Linked DNA regions of Homo sapiens: region 1 is linked to region 2. The links are chromatin contacts, found by Hi-C in ENCODE. All regions are on one chromosome and are shown on one strand. The core of a region is the stretch at or near the end of the contact, and the rest is flanking DNA. Distances in the headings are between cores, read along the strand shown.

What was found. A loop is a pair of places that touch in the nucleus more often than their neighbours do. Pooled maps may share reads with other maps.
Region 1: a pooled map shows a loop between it and region 2 (2.7-fold over the local background). The contact joins the enhancer-like site here to the promoter of NIPA2 in region 2. A Hi-C loop is called at or near these places in 2 of 50 pooled maps.

The regions. Positions count from the first base shown.
Region 1 is chr15:25,415,465-25,418,164 of GRCh38, reverse strand. All of the region lies in intron 1 of UBE3A (ubiquitin protein ligase E3A), which reads left to right. All of the region lies in intron 147 of SNHG14 (small nucleolar RNA host gene 14), which reads right to left. Among named protein-coding and RNA genes, the nearest start is that of UBE3A, 22 kb to the left of the region's middle. Within about 2 kb of position 1,369, at least 2 of the 41 ENCODE cell types and tissues checked have a DNase peak (open chromatin) inside an H3K27ac peak, as active enhancers do.
Region 2 is chr15:22,837,407-22,840,106 of GRCh38, reverse strand. It overlaps NIPA2 (NIPA magnesium transporter 2), which reads right to left and starts at 1,441. Exons shown (of 8, transcript NM_030922.7): 1 at 1,186-1,441; 2 at 317-452. RefSeq lists an enhancer at 1,315-1,544.

The DNA of each region.
Region 1 (2,700 bases), core at 120-2,619, 2.6 Mb before region 2:
ATATTTTCACTGTACCTTTTCTAGGTTTAGATGTATAAATACTTACACTTTGTTACAGTTGCTTACAGTATTCATTCAGTATAGTAACATGCTGTACAGCTTTATAACCTAGGAGCACCCGGGCTATACCATGTATCCTAGTTCTGTAGTAAGCTATACCATCTAATCTAGATTTGTGTAAGTACGTTCTATGATATTTGCACAATGATTACCATGCTGAGAGTTGTTGGGGTTTTGTTTTTTTTTTCTTTTTGAATCTGTACATTTATGGTTTTCCTTAAATTTGGAAGATTGTTGCCATTGTTTCTTCTATATATATATTTTTTACCACCTTTACTCCTCTTTCATCATTTCCTCTTTTTCTGGGACTCCAGTTACACATATGTTAGACTGTTTGGTATTATCCACAGGTCATTAACATCATATTCATTATTTTTCAGTCTTTTTATTTCCCTGTGCTTCAGTTTGCTTTGTCTTCTATTTTACTGTTTTTTCTCCTCCCTTGTTAAATAATTTCAGATATTTCGCTTTATATTTCAAGAAATTCCATTTGATTCATTTTATTCATGTATTTTTTTGAATTCTTGAGCATATTTGTAATAGCTGTTTGAAAATCAGGTTACTTATTGATTTCTTGAATTTTTTCACTCTGAATTTGTTGGTTGGTTTTTTCTCTTGGTCATGGGTTGTATTTTCCTAGTATTTATTTTATTTTATTTTTTGTTTTTTACATATTTAATGATTTTTTAAGATTGGATGCTGGACATTGTAATATTTTGTTGTTGGGTGTCTAGATTTTGTTTTCTTTTAGAGTGTTTTGTTTTGTAGCCACCTAAATAACTTGCTGGTCAGTTTTATCCCTTCAGGGCTACATTGGAGTTTGTCTAGAGAAGGCTTTGCTTTAATGGTAGTAGCTCCTACCTAAGGCATGATCCTTCTGAGTCTTTACTAAATGCTCCCAGTGTCACCGTGTTCTCTTCACTCAGGTTAGAGAGAATTTTAGGAGTCTCCCAGTCCTTTATAAGTACTGGGAATATTTCAGCTTACTGCCCCTCTTTCACTAGCTTCATGGAGTCACTTACCTTAATCGTGTACAGTTAGTACTCAGCAGTGGACTCTCAAATGGCAGATTTCTGAAGCCATTTCTCTGCCTTCTCAGACAAGCACTTGTCTGGCACTTGTCATCAATTTTACCCACTTCAGCTTTCTCAGCTCTGATCTCTTGATTCTGAACTCAGTAAAACTGCTGTCTTCTCACTGGATTTCCCCTCCATTGACTGCAGGTTGGAAATTACCTCCAGGCAGACATCCAAGCAGTGGATGGCTCACCTCCTTTGTTTTTGTCCTTTCATGCATTATAGTCCTCTGCTGCCTGTTATCCAAGGTCTGAAAATTCTCGTTTGAGAAGGAGCAACTGTCAGATACTTTCGGATCTTTCTCTGAAATTAGCTTTCTGTTGTGCTTGTTGTGCTTACCTCTTTGTCTAATGCTAATACCATATGAGGTTTTTTTTTTTTTTTTTAGAATGTTTTAAGCTATACACTTCTAAGTGTATAGCTTGTTGCACTTTCACACACTGAGCACCCGTTTAGCTAGCATTCAGATCAAAAAACAGCAGCAGCTCCTGCGTAGCCCCTTGTGCTCTGTGTCACTACCCCTTTTCTTCCATGTGTAACCACTGTCCTGACTTCTCATAGCATAGATTAGATTTGCCTGTTTTCATCCTTTAACTAGAATCAAGCACATTTAGTTGTGTCTGACTTCTTTTAATGTATTTGTGAGATTTATTCACATTGTTGGTTGTAGTAATTGTTTATGATAGTCGCTGTATATTCCATTTTAAGAATGGAAGTGATATTCCATTTTAAGAATATGCCATAGTTTAATCTGCTGTTACGGACATTTAATCATTTTTGGTTTGGAACTGTTAAGAATATTGCTGCTGCTCTAAACATTTCAGTGATTGTCTTCTTGTGAATATGTTTACTTCTGTTTGGTATACTTAAGAGTGAAATTTTTAAGTCATAAGGTATGCATATATTTAGTGTATACTCAGTTTTTTAAAGGCATGCCGATTTTAATTATTCCATTTAAGTTAATATGTTTTAATATCTGGTAGAGAAAGGAACATTATTAGAAACAATTGTTTTGGTTATTCTTACATATTTAGTCTTTGAAAAAACGTTTCTTAAATTGGCATTTACTTATATTTGTGTTAATTTGGGAAGAAATGGTATCTTTGTTCATCTATGAGTCACATTTGGAACTAGCTCAAAGGCCATGGGTCCTGATTCCTTTTTTTTTTTTTTTTTTTTCTTGTAGAGGGGAGGTATGGTGTCAAGAAAACATAGTCACCATTATTACGAAAAGTAAAATATGGAAGAGATGATCCCTACCATCAATCAGCTTACAACTAGAGGCACTGACAAATGTATACAGATAGCTGTAATGTAAGGTATAACATAATAAATATAAGGAGAAATTAATAAATTATTTTATGGTATTAAGAATGTATAATAAGACATGAAGGAGATGGTGATTATGTATAAGAGTTTAGATAACCCTGTGAGATACAGTGTTTAGAATGAGGCCAGTTTTTAACATGGCATGATAGGTGGGTGGGGGATAGAGGTTAGTAATGGATAGAGGACCATTTCCGAGTGAAGTCTCCTCAGAAGCAAAAGCATTGAAGTCAGAAAC
Region 2 (2,700 bases), core at 192-2,691:
TCTAAAAAAAATACAAAAATTAGCCAGGCATGGTGCCGCACGTCTGTGGTCCCAGCTGCTGGGGAGGCTGAGGTGGGAGGAGCACTTGAGCCCGGGAGGCGGAAGTTGCAGTGAGCCCAGATTGCACCGTCTAGCCTGGGGACAGAGCAAGACCTTGGCTCAGAAAAATTAAATACATGTTAGATTTAATTTTTTCCAACCTCTCACTTGGCTAATAATTTTTCAAAGCAGTACTGTACTTATAAATATTACAGAACCTAAATCTCCAACCCTAACTATGCAACAATATTAGTTATAAATTACAATTTTAACTTACATGTAAGTTTAATATGGTCTCTCTTATGAAAAAAAGGCTGGGAGAGGTTAGAGATGACTTATTCACTCTCATTTCCTCGTAAATACCACCCTTTATTCTCATTTAAAGTCTTAAACCCTGGCCGAGTAGCTCCAGCCTAGAAAGAAGAAAACACAGAAGTAGGCAAAAGACTTAAAGTTACTAAGTACGTTTTATAATTTGGTTACTAGCCTTCATACTCATTTTGCCAACCAATCAACATAAAACCTACTCAATCGAGCACAACTACTGCTTCGACAGGCAGCTTACTGGAATGGAAACTCTCGACTCTGATATTTCCTCTTACTAAAAAAAGTATTAACCGGGCACATGGCTATACACAGGATTTCTAGAAACAGAACTTAACATGCAGTCCTGTATTAAATGAACTAACAACCTAGAAAAGAAATTAAGGAGGCACAAACACCAAACTAAACACACAGTTTTGAGCAATTGTATAGAGAGGGAAATAGGATTCCGTGATTTTATAAAAGGAAATTAAAACAGTCAGGCTCAAAACGTCACAGCAGACTTCTAAGGCTTGTTTAACTGTCAGTTATGATCCCCGCAGCAGCTGAAGCCACCTTCTAAAACTCACCAAGACAAATGAAATTATTTTAATGAACTTAATGAACATGCGTCCCCGACATGGCCAACGAGCCAGGCTTCCGTGGGACTGAACGGCAATCCGATTCACGGTGGGTTTCCTCACTGAGGATTACAGGAAAACCGCTTCAGAACACCCGGAAAGGAAAGTTGCCCGAAGAACCCTTCTCCGACACAAGGCGGGCTGGCTCGCCACCAAGTCAGCCCCTTCGCGCTTGCCTGAAAGGAAGGAGTGGCGACCTCACCCTAGTCGGCCGGCCGGCCGCGCGGCTTCCCCTCGCCGGCGCAGCCTTGGGCACCGCGGCTCACACCCCCACACAGGCCGCCCAGTCCTGCGCTCGCACGGCCACCGCCTTCGTCGCCGTCCAGTGGGAGATGCGAGCATTCGGGGCTGAAGCCGTTCGCACCGCCTCCTCCATGGAGAAGCGCCGAGGAAAACCTGCCAAGGACAACCTCCGGCACCGCCGTCACCACCGCTGCCGGGACCTAGGGCCGGCGCCGGAAAACCTAGGCGCGGCTAAATGACGCAAGAGGCCTCGCGCGCACGCGCAGTGCCGCACCACGTACACCCCGCCCCCGGGGCTCTCTCCCGCCGGGTTCCGGTTCCTTTACAAGGCCCCAGTCGGCTGAGCGCGGAGGGCGGGGCGCGTAGAGTGTGGGGACGGGGGCGGGGCGCAGGATCCAGGCGGGACCTGGCGAGGGACGAAGCTGGAAGCGTAGTTAAGCAGTACAGTATGCTGCCAGGTGGCGTTGGCCGATCAGTTCAAAATCAAACTCCGGCGTGGCCCTTATTTAAAACGAGGATTCCGGGCCCGGCGCTGTGGCTCACGCCTGTAATCCCAGCACTTTGGGAGACCAAGGCGGGCGGATCCCGAGGTCAGCAGATCGAGACCATCCTGGCTAACACGGTGAAACCCCGCCCCTACTAAAAATACAAAAAATTAGCCGGGCGTGGTGGCGGGTGCTTGTAGTCCCAGCTACTCGGGACACTGAGGCAGGAGAAGGGCGCGAACCCGGGAGGCGGAGCTTGCAGTGATCGGAGATCCCGCCACTGCACTCCAGCCTGGGCGACAGAGCGAGACTCCGTCTCAAAAAAAAATAGAATAAATGAGGGTTCCGGCCGGGCGCGGTGGCTCACACCTGTAATCACAGCACTTTGGGAGGCCGAGGCGGGCAGATCACGAGGTCAGGAGTTCGAGACCAACGTGACCAACATGGGGAAACCGCATCTCTACTAAAAATACAAAAATTAGCTGGACGTGTTGGTGCGCGCCAGTAATCTCAGCTACTCCAGAGGCTGAGGCAGGGGAATCGCTTGAACTCGGGAGGCGGAGGTTGCAGTGAGCCGAGATCAGCCACTGCACTCCACCTGGGCGACAGAGCGAGACTCCTTCTCAAAAATAAATAAATAAATAAAATAAAATGAGGGTTCCCAGGGGCAGTCACAGTGTGAAGCTGCATTTAATTGGTGTCCCCGGGCGATGCCAAAGGGGAACAGAGCTCCCAAGAGGGCAAGAAGCGGGGGAAAGGGTGGGTCCAAAGCTGGGGGCGGGACGGGGCGGGGCCGAAATAGCTGTGGTAGTTCGACGACCGCTGGGCCCTTCCTTACTGACCCGGTCGCGGAATAGATGTGAGGTTGACGTTTGGTGAAAGCCCGCCTCGAGACACTGAGAGCAGATTGATTGAATGATTGATTTTGAGACAGAGTCTCGCTCTGTCGCCAGACTGGAGTGCAGTGGCACGATCTCGGCTCACTGCAA